2 separate regions of the Homo sapiens genome follow, and region 1 is linked to region 2. The links are chromatin contacts, found by Hi-C or POLR2A ChIA-PET in ENCODE. All regions are on one chromosome and are shown on one strand. Each heading gives the region's core, a stretch centred on a gene start or an enhancer-like site at or near the end of the contact. The rest is flanking DNA. Distances are from core to core; before and after follow the strand shown. Region 1 holds the start of ILF2 (interleukin enhancer binding factor 2). Region 2 holds the start of THEM4 (thioesterase superfamily member 4).

Region 1 (5,779 bases), core at 647-3,146, 1.8 Mb after region 2:
TACTCAGGAGGCTGAGGCAGGAGAATCGTTTGAACCCTGGAGGCAGAGGTCCTGATTCCTCTGCCTCCCAGGTTCAGTGCAGTGAGCCAAGATTGCACCACTGCACTCCAGCCTGGGTGACAGAGTGAGACTGTCTCAAAAAAAATAAAAAGTTCAAACAAGGATAAAAGCTGGAATAGCCATAATTTAAGCTATCACTATCTTTATAGTAACAGATATACCATAAATACAATTACTTGTTCAGAACAAAGATTATAATCATGTTTAATGCCAACAGTAGCCAAGGAATTATTCTCCCCACCATGCTTACACTGTTTCTGTATGTAAAGCAACACACAGTTGACTCAAAACCCCAAATCTTTTCACAAATCACTTTCCCTCCCTATTTCAACCATCTTTTTTTTTTTGTAGTGGTGCCATCTTGGTTCACTGCAACCTCCGCGTCCCGGGTTCAAGCAATTCTCCTGCTTCAGCCTCCCAAGTAGCTGGGATTAGACACATGCCCAGCCAACTTTTTTATTTTTAGTAGAGACGGGGTTTCACCATATTGGCCAGGCTAGTCTCAAACTCCTGACCTTCAGGTAATCCATCTGCCTCGGCCTCCCAAAGTGCTGAGATTACAGGCGTGAGGCACTGTGTCTGCCCTCTTCAACCACCATCTAACTTCATTAACTGGGAGATACTGGGCTCCATTTCAACAGTGACCAGAAAATGTGTATCATTAACCCAAGGTACTCACCAAATAGAAGTCAAATGGGATATGTGGTACAAAGGGCCTGAACCTAAAACATGAAAAACAGCCAAATTATTCCCTAGGTAGGAATCAAGCGAGATGTAAATAACACGCCAACAATTTTGAAAACATGTCAGTCCTCAGAATGAGTGACAAAGTCTCCGGGGAGGGAAAGAATCATTCTTAGCATAGTGGGGCCAAATTCATTTAACAGGAGTGCAGGAAAAGACCACAGTTGGCTCTCGCAAAACCAAGTGACATTAGTCTACTCTAAAACTCCTATTTAGATGACAAGCAGAAACTAACAACCAAGTGCAGAGATGCTAAAAGCTGGTACTCACCCTCCTCCTGGGCCTCCTCTGGAACCAAAGCGCCCACCACGACCACGGCCTCTGTCACCCCTAGAAATGCAGATTTTATTTTGACCTCATTGAAGGAATACCCACCGGCCATATCATCTTAGGTTGGCTACTTTCATCCCTCGGAACCTCCCAACGGTAGGCAAGAGACCCCACTCACACTTACACTTGTCCCCATTCCAAATGGTGCCCAGTTACACCCCCATAACCTCCTCTAAGTTAATCCAACCCCCATCAAGTAATGATGGGGCTCAGTGAGCCCTACACTTAATAACCCATAATCCTGGGCCACACGAATCCTAATACTTCGGAGGCTAAAGATTGCTCATTTCTTCACTAAGGTACACATTTATCGGGCGTGTCCTAATGTCAAGGCCTTCGCACTGAGGATGAATGCGGCTCGCTCCAGCATTCTCAGCCCGGATGACGGGGGCGGGGGAAAGGTGGGGAGCTCCTCCAGGGGCTTGAGGACACCCCCTCATCGCAACCCTTCAGAGACAAAGGTGTCGAACCCCCCTCCCCACTCCTGGGCCCGAACCCCATCCCGGGCCCAAGTTTCCCCGCCTCTACCGGCCTCCATCTCTCCCACTATCCTAGACCAGGAGTTCTCAGGTTTTTGGCCAGCCCCCGGATACATGGCCCTTTCTGATACTCCGACTTCTTTCGGCCCACGTTCACAAAGTTTTCCGTCGAATACCTGAAACCTTTCGACCGCTTCGACCCACTTACCTCATGGCGCCTTAAAACACGAACAATGGAGGCCGCACCAACCGCCCCTTCCTCTGAGTAGCAGACAACTGAAGAGGCGTCTTGCCGGCGTGTCCCAATAAAACCCGGTGCGATTGGCTCCCGCCTTACCCCATCGCTTATGCCTATTGGCTTACTTTGTCAAACCGGGCTTATGAACCAATAAAAAACGCCTACTGTGTCAGGAACTAGCCAATAAGAACTGGTTCTATAGTAATGACGAATTTTTGATCAGACATTAGGTGGCACTAAAGAAGTCAGGACAACGACTACGTAGTGTTCTATAACAATCATGAGAAATTTTAGTTCTAGATAGCAGAGTGGCGCAGCGGAAGCGTGCTGGGCCCATAACCCAGAGGTCGATGGATCGAAACCATCCTCTGCTATCGGAGTTTTTTCATTGCCCTGTACGGCATACGTAATCTACGTTTCTTTAGTGAAGGAAAATATCTTGCCAATTTTCCTACCTCAAAAATGCAACCAATATCAGCTATTTTTGCCACTAGCAGTTGAAGTTGATGGGGAAAAGGGAGTTTAGGCAACTATGAACACTGCACGTCTACAAACTCGAAGCAGGAGAAACAGGTTTTAGATAGGAGAGGAGTATATTGATTGAATTAGTGTGGAAAACATGGTTTTCCATGTCCATGGAAACAGGTGATCCACCCGCCTCAGCTTCCGAAAGTGCTGGGATTACCGGCGTGAGCCACAGCGCCCAGCTTGGTTACATAAATTCTTTAGTGGTGATTTGTGAGATTTTGGTGCACTCATCACCCGAGCAGTATACACTGAACCCAACTTGTAGACTTTTATCCCTCACCTACCTCCCTTCCATAAGTACTTTTTCGATATTTAATTTACTACAGCAGAACGTAAACATCTTAAGTCTAAACGTATTCTGGCCACGTAACCACCATCCAGATTAAAATAAATATTATTAATTTTTAAAAAACAAGCAAACAAAAAGCGGACCGAGTGCGGTGGCTTGTGGCCACCCAGCACTGTGGGAGGCCGAGACGGGTGGATCACCCGAGGTCAGGAGTTCGAGATCAGCCTGGCCAACATGGTGAAACTCCGTCTCTACTAAAAATACAAAAATTAGCCGGCGTGCTGGCGGGCGCCTGTAATTCCAGTTACTCAGGAGGCTGAGGCAGGAGAATCTCTTGAATCCGGGAGGCGGAGGTTGCAGTGAGCTGAGATGGCGCCACTGCACCCCAGCCTGGGCGATAGAGGGAGACTCCGTTTAAAAAAAAAAAAATCTTACTTGAGGTTTGTTGAGCTTCTTGAATCAATGGCTTCAGGTTTGTCGTCCATTTATTAAATTTATCAGCTATTATCTCTTCAAGTATTAGTTTTACCTATTATTTCCCTCGTTCCTGAACTCCAAATAAAGACGGGTTAGACTTTTCCCCCAGTAATCTCTTTGTCTCTTACCCTCTCTTCTATTATTTCATTTTATTTAGACACAGGGTCTCACTCTGTTGCCCAGGCTGGAGTGCAGTGGTGCACCATCATAGCTCACTGCAGCCTCAACCTCCTGGCCTCAAGAGACTCTCCCATTTCGGCCTCCCTAGTAGTTGGGACTACTCAAAGGCACAGGCCACACCACTCCGAGCTAATTTTATTTTTTTTTTTGAGATGGAGTCTCCCAGGCTGCAGTGCAGTGGCGCTATTTCAGCTCACTGCAACCTCCGCCTCCCCGGTTCAAGCGATTCTCCTGCCTCAGCCTCCCGAGTAGCTGGGACTACAGGCGCCCGCCACCACGCCCAGCTAATTTTTTTTTTTTTGTATTTTTAGTAGAGACGGGGTTTCGCGGTGTTAGCGAGGATGGTCACCATCTCTTGATCTAGTGATCTGCCCGCCTCGGCCTCCCAAAGTGCTGGGATTACAGACGTGAGCCACCATGCCCGGCCCTGCCCAGCTAATTTTTGTATTTTTAGTAGACATGGGGTTTCACCATGTTGGCCAGACTGGTCTCAAACTCCTGACCTCAGGTGATCCTCCTGCCTCTGTCTCCTAAAGTGCTGGGATTACAGGTGTGAGCCACCTCCTTTGGCCCCGGGCTTACTTATTTATTTATTTTTGTAGAGATGGGGTACTTTATATGTTGTCAAGGCTAGTCTTTGTTTTGTTTTTGTTTTTGTTTTTGTTTTTGTTTTTGTTTTTGTTTTTTTTGAGACAGAGTTTCGCTCTTGTTGCCCAGGCTGGAGTGCAATGCGTGATCTTGGCTCACAAACTCTGCCTCCCAGGTCCAAGTGATTCTCCTGCCTCAGCCTCCCGAGTAGCTGGGATTACAGGCATGCACCACCATGCCTGGATAATTTTGTATTTTTAGTAGAGACAGGGTTTCTCCATGTTGCTCAAGCTAGTTTCGAACTCCCAACCTCAGGTGATCCACCCACCTCGGCCTCCCAAAGTGCTGGGATTACAGGCATGAGCCACTGCAAAGGCCTTTTACCCTCTCTTTTTATGCTTTTCATTCCTTTTTATCCATTCTTCATTTTAGGTAGTTTCTGCTGTCCTTTCTTCCAATTTATTACTTGCTCCTCAGTTTAGTCTAACATAGTATTAAATCTATCATTTGGTTCTTAATTTTGGTCTTTTAATATTTTGGGTCTGTATTATTATTATTTTTGAGACAGGGTCTCACTCCTGTTGCCCAGGCTGGAGTTCAGTGGCATAAACACAGCTCACTGAAGCCTCAACCTCTTGGGCTCAAGCGATCCTCCTGTGTCAACCTCCAGAGTAGCTCGGACTATAGGCATATGTCACCACACCCAACTAATTTTTTAATTTTTGGTAGAGATAAGGTCTCACTATGTTGCCTAAGCTGGTCTCCAACTCCTGGGCTCTAGTGATCCTCACCTCAGCCTCCCAAAGTTCTGGGATTACAGATGTGAGGCACCAAGCAGGACCTTAGATTTTCTATTTATTCTACTCCCAGGTTGCCCCTAGGAGTGCAGCCTTTTGAGATCCTAGCCCAAAACACGAAGGTGGTTTACCAAGGTTATCACCTTTGGGGACATTTGGACTCCTTTTTTTTTTTTTTTTTTTGAGAGTGAGTTTCCCCCTATTGCCCAGGCTGGAGTGCAGTGGCGCAATCTCGGCTCACTACAACCTCTGCCTCCTGGGTTCAAGTGATTCTCCTGCCTCAGCCTCCCGAGTAGCTGGGCTTACAGGCATGCACCACCACGCCTGGCTAATGTTTGTATTTTTAGTAGAGATGGGGGGTCTCACCATCTTGTGCAGGCTGGACTTGAACTCCTGATCTCATGATCCATCCATCTCAGCCTCCCAAAGTGCTGGGGTTACAGGCATGAGCGACCGTGCCTGGCCCTTTTTCTTTTTTTTAATTTAAAAAAATTGAAATGGGGTCTCGCTCTGTTGCCCAGGCTGGTCTGAAACTCCTAAGCTCAAGCCATCCTCCCGCCTTGGCCTCCTAAAGTGCTGGGATTACAGGTGTGAGCCACCACACCCGGCCTGGACTTCACCGGCCCCACACAACCTATTTTCTGCCACTAATTCCAAATCAGCAAATGACCCCAGGGTAAAATCAGCCCTACTGCTGGGCTTACTTCTCTACTTTCCTGTACTTTCATGCTGTCACACCAATAATTTCTCACTATCTTATTTTTTTAATTATTATTATTTTTTGAGATGAAGTTTTGCTCGAAATGGAGTGAAATGGTACGATCTCAGCTCATTGCAACCTCCGCCTCCTGTGTTCAAGCAATTCTGCCTCCGCCTCCCAAGTAGCTGGGATTACAGGCACCTGCCACCACGCCCGGCTAATTTTTGTATTTTTAGTAGAGACGGGGTTTTGCCACGTTGGCCAGGCTGGTCTCGAACTCCTGACCTTAGGTGATCCACCTGCCTTGGCCTCCCAACGTGCTAGGACTATAGGCGTAAGCCACTGTGCCTGGCCTCACTATCTTATTAG
Region 2 (5,187 bases), core at 527-3,026:
TTTGGGGGGACAGCAACGGCACCTATTTTTCTTTTTACGATACTGGAGGTGGTCCACACCCACCCCAATGGTCACCAGTGCACTCACAAGACAGTTGGGTGGGGTAGCTCCCTGGCCCCACTTCTTTACTGGCTGGGGTGCATGGTGGTGTCTGCAGCATGTGTGTGTGGTGTCCAGTAGCCACACAGGGCATAAATGAGCCACAGCCACTGCCCAGGCTCCAAGGCGCCGGCATGGCTGGCTGGCGTTCCCTACCAGGTGCCTGCAGTCTCCCCCTCCCCATTCCAGGGAGTCTAGCTCTGTCCCACAGCAATTAAGCTCCTCTCTCTGGTGGAGGAACCATTTGCATAGGAATAAGAGGTTCTTCCCCCAGGCATCCTTATCTCCTCTCCAACCCATCAGCAGTATACTTTTAAAGGAGGTTTTTCTTTTCCTTTTGGAAGACGTTTTGCTCTTTTGGGAATGATGAGGATTACCGTTTATATTTTCTGTAAAGTTTTGTGCGAAAGGATTTGTGAGGTAAGTCGTAAGCTGTAGCCAATCTGTGTGTTTTGCATGTCTTTCTGTATGCTCCACAGCAAACTTCGCTGCAGGCCTCCATCTTGTTTTACGTCCTTGGGGGCGTGGCCTGTAACCCCATTGCATAGCTTCGTTTAGCCCGGCATGGCCCAGATTCATCCTGGCTTAGGGAATGAGTCCTTTCTGGTTTGGTATCTGTATGCCCTTTCGCTATTTGTCGATTCCCCTGCCCTCCACCAACCACCTTGGATTTTCCTTTCTCTGAGCCTTTAAGTAAAGTTTGAAAGCCAGAAATATTGGCCGCTTGGTGGAGCTAAAGTTAGATAATAAGGGTGTTAAAAGAATTTTCTTAAGGAGTGCTCAGCTTAATTAAAAGTAGATATCTAAGTTGTAATTATATTTATAAGGCCTTTATGTTTTCCTTTTCTTGGACCTTATTTTGCTGGAAAAAGTGTTTCTTTGCGGTCGACTGAGTTATTTTTCTCCATTTTGCCTTGCCACTTTTAATGCCTGCATAAGAGGGGCGATCTCTGTTTTCCTCATGGAACCCCAGGAATTAAAAGCAGATAGATCCCTCTCCCTGTGATGAAAGATCTTATGGCAACTGGGTTTTCTTCTGCCTGTCTGTGTAGTTATATATGTGTTGTGTGTGATGTCTATAAAAAGATCTCTAATTAATTGACCTAAAGGAAGATAAGCGTTTGGATCAAATATTTTTTTAAAGGGAAGATAAAAGCTGTGGTATCTTTTAGTTCACGTCACTTTAATCTTTGAAAAATAAAAACAGCCTCAAATATTATTGGTAAAATACAGATGTTGTCAAAATATAAATAGACAGACTAAATTATGCAGTTCAGGTAGCGCCCTGCCGACCCTGTCTCTTAAAAAACAAAAAAACGGGGTCACCTTTCCATCCCTTTTCTAACGGTTTGAATCTCAGGACTGTATTCCTAGGCCCCTGTTGCTTATGCTGCCCTGTGGTGCCCAGGTGAGCTTTTATTCTGAGATTGGCTGGTTGGGGTATGGATAACAATCGAAGGCTCTGTTACCGCAGGCGTGTTTCTGAGTCCTGCTCCCGCCCCATGCCCGAGGGTGCCCAGACTCACCAGCTCGGGTCGCGGCTCGCTTCCCGGCAGGCGCCGGCCTACTGGCGGCAGGCACAGAGCCCCCAGCGTGCGGAGGCGCGCGGCGCAGCTCCTCAGCATGGCTCCGGGCCGCGGGGCCGCGCTTGCTCTAGCCCTGGACGGCGCACTCTACCTCCGCCACAAGAGCGCGCGTGCGAGTTAACCCCTGGGGTGGACGCAGGGCGGGGCTTGGGGAGGAGGCGGTGCGCACTACTGGCGGCTGGCTGGCCGGGGTGTGAGGCCGGCGGGGTCCGGGTAGGGCATCGCTGTTGAGTCTATCTTCTGGTTCCGGCCTTTTCTTTCCGAAGACCTCCCGCTGCGGCCAACAGCCGGGCCACTTCCGGGGCTTCTCAAAGGCAAGAGGAGCGCGGCCGGAGCGGATCCCGGTTATCGCCTTGGGCCCCTCAGCCCCTCAGCCCCGGAACCCGCGCGCCGACTGGAGGCTTTGCGGTCATCCTTCCCACATGACCCAGGGCGTACGCAGTGCTCCGTGTCCCCAAGTAGTTATCCCTCCCCCGGAAGACTGAAGTCCCTGGGGCGGGTAGGAGCGCACGCTAGGAGTAGTATGAATAAAGTGTTTTCTTGGAGGTCATGGGCAAGTCTCTGGACAGGGTTGATAGTGCTGATTTATAGAGGGCAGTCTGGGCACAAAGAGCATTTATACGATCGAAAAGCTGCTTTCCCTGCCAACAGCCCCATACCCTCCCCAGGAGCGCGCTTACGCCTTAAAAGACTCTTTTGTTATGTAAACTGACAGTTAAATTAAACGAAGGTAATGGATACTAAAGGCGTAACAGGTATTGTAACTATTTTACTGTTATCGATGCTTTTGAGGTTACTTACCTCGCTTGTATTCGTATGGTGGGAATACTAGGCGCATACCTTCTGAGCTTCGAATTCAGTAACCTCACTGGGACCTTGAAATCGGACTGGGTTGGAGTATTCCCATTACTCAGATAATGCAAATCCGGGCCATCATACCCCTTTATTTTTAAATGCTTACCAGTATGCCATAGCCCTAGTCCATCCTAAGGTGAAGACTCTAATGGGTTTTTTTTGAGACAGAGTCTCGCAGAGATACTGCTATTGCACTTCAGCCTGGGCAACATACTGATGCCCCATCTCAAAAAAGCAATAAATTAAAAAGAAAACTCGAATGACCTGAATGCATTAGATATTTTGCCTTGATTCCTTTCCCATGAACAACTCCAGCAGTTTGTCAGTAGGTAAGAACACCTAGATACATTTTAAGCCTACACTATTAACTGGGGGAAGGTGTAACATTCTGAGAGAAAGGGAATTGGGGAGAGAAGGCAATGCAGTTAGGAGGGGCCCCTTGGAATCCTAGAGCTACTGAACCGAAGATCAGGCATAAAGGATGGTTGTTGAGATTCTGTAATTCTAAGAGGTTGTATTCTGATATCTCCTAAGCACCCCCCCCAACCTCCCACATTCCCTTTATCTCAGTTGTCTTCCTTTTTAATATATTAATAGTATTGCAGTTTCCTGGTGGCAGGGATGGGGTCAGATTGCCTTATTAATTGTAACAACGTGCACGTAGTGCTTGAATACTTACTTAGCAGCAAGAATCCAAAGTATCTTTGGTGTCTGTTGTCTTCCCATGTTGTGCGTGCAGATGGAGGCACGAGCATAACGTAAATCTCTAAAATTGAGATGACTACTGTTAATGAATAGAAAAGTTTATTCAGGTAACTTAAAATTGCATCTATTTACAATTTACAGTGTAGTCAAATCAATCAATACCTATAGACTTCAACCCTGCTAAGATTGTCTATATGATTAATGTACCAATAGCTCACCTAACAGCTTCCTTTTGTTTTTTTGAGATGGAGTCTCACTCTGTTGCCCAGGCTGGAAGTGCAGTGGCATGATCTTGGCTCACTGCAACCTCTGCCTCCAGGGTTCAAGCGATTCTCCCTGCCTCAACCTCCCGAGTAGGTGGGATTACAGGCGCGTGCCACCACATCTGGCTAATTTTTATATTTTTGGTAGAGACGGGGTTTCACCCTGTTGGCCAGGCTGGTCTTGAACTCCTGACCTCAAGTGATCTGCCTGCCTCCCAAAGTGCTGGGATTACCAGCATGAGCCACTGCACTCGGCACCTATCAGCTTCTTAAAAGACCTTAGACTTAGGGCAATTAGAGGTCAGTTACACTGAGTTTAAACTTCATTAAATTTTAACTCTAAATTTTTCAAGTAGCGGCAGTGCATTTAGTTAAGTCATCCACACTCTTGCATGGCTTACTCTGGGATATTCGTGTTGACAGCACATATAAAATGTCTGGTCAGATTTGGAAGAGGAAGGGCAGGTTACAGTCTAGAAATAGGATTGATAGGCTATGGAAGTGAAGGAGTTTGAAGCTTGTATGGTTTAGGCAAGGAACAAATGTTCAATCTTGATAGAACTAGGCTTCGAATAAGCCAATGGTATGAAACTTAATAGTCTTCTCACCATTCTTTAATTTTGTAGACAGCTTTATTGAGGTGTAGTTGCCATAGGATGGGCACCGTGGCTCATACCTGTAATTCCAGCACTTTGGGAGGCTGAGGTGGGTGGATCACCTGAGGTCAGGAGTTTGAGACCAGCCAGGCCAACATGGTGAAACCCCGTCTCTGCTAAAAATACAAAAATTAAGGCCGGGCGCAGTGGCTCACTCCTATAATCCCAGCACTTTGTGAGGCTGCAGCGGGCAGATCACGAGGTCAGAAGATTGAGACCGTCCTGGCTAACACGGTGAAACCCTGTCTCTACTAAAAATACCAAAAATTAACCGGGCGTGGTGGCGGGCGCCTGTAGTCCCAGCTACTCGGGAGTCTGAGGCAGGAGAATGGCGTGAACGTGGGAGGCGGAGCTTGCAGTGAGCCAAGATCGCGCCACTGCACTCCAGCCTGGGCGACAGAGTAAGACTGAGTCTCAAAAAAAAAAAAAAAAAAAAAGTTAGCCAGGTGTGGTGGCGCATGCCTGTAATCCCAGCTACTTGAGAGGCTGAGGCAGGAGAATCGCTTGAACCTGTCAGGTGGAGGTTGCAGAGAGCCGAGATCGCGCCATTGTACTCCAGCCTGGGCAACAAGAACGAAACTCCATCTCAAAAAAAAAAAAAAAAAAAAAGCCAGAGGCAGTGGCTCATGCCTGTAATCCCAACACTTTAGGAGGCTGTGGCAGGCGGATCACAAGGTCAGGAGTTCGAGACCAGCCTGACCAACATGATGAAACCCCGTCTTTACTAAAAATACAAAAATTAGCTGGGCATGGTGGCGTGCACCTGTAATCCCGGCTACTCGGGAGGCTGAGGCAGGAGAATTGCTTGAACCCGGGAGGCGGAAGTTGCAGTGAGCCAGGATTGCACCACTGCACTCCAGCCTGGGTGACAGAATGAGACTCCGTCTCAAAAAAAAAAAAAAAAAAAAAAAAGAGATAGTTGACATAAACTGAACATATTTAAAGTATACAATTGGATGTTTTCATACAAGTTTACACTCATGCAAACATCACCATAATCAAGATAATGAGCCACAAAATATT

The links. Hi-C counts contacts between places; a loop is a spot of excess contacts on that map. ChIA-PET counts read pairs that join two places held with the same protein, here RNA polymerase II (POLR2A). Pooled maps may share reads with other maps.
Region 1: a loop to region 2 is called in a pooled map, with 6 times the contacts of the local background. The contact joins the promoter of ILF2 here to the promoter of THEM4 in region 2. A Hi-C loop is called at or near these places in 4 of 50 pooled maps. POLR2A ChIA-PET finds 5 or more read pairs at or near these places in 2 of 52 experiments (GM10248 and H1).

What each region holds. Positions count from the first base shown.
Region 1 is chr1:153,669,097-153,674,875 of GRCh38, forward strand. It overlaps ILF2 (interleukin enhancer binding factor 2), which reads right to left and starts at 1,897. Exons shown (of 14, transcript NM_004515.4): 1 at 1,822-1,897; 2 at 1,075-1,134; 3 at 740-782. The coding sequence starts at 1,826. It overlaps TRX-CAT1-1 (tRNA-iMet (anticodon CAT) 1-1), which reads left to right and starts at 2,154; the gene lies at 2,154-2,225. RefSeq lists a silencer at 1,917-2,296 and enhancers at 2,337-2,476, 3,027-3,106, 3,117-3,166.
Region 2 is chr1:151,907,735-151,912,921 of GRCh38, forward strand. THEM4 (thioesterase superfamily member 4) reads right to left here and starts at 1,777. Exons shown (of 6, transcript NM_053055.5): 1 at 1,626-1,777. The coding sequence starts at 1,724. RefSeq lists a silencer at 1,504-1,813 and enhancers at 2,054-2,173, 2,162-2,749.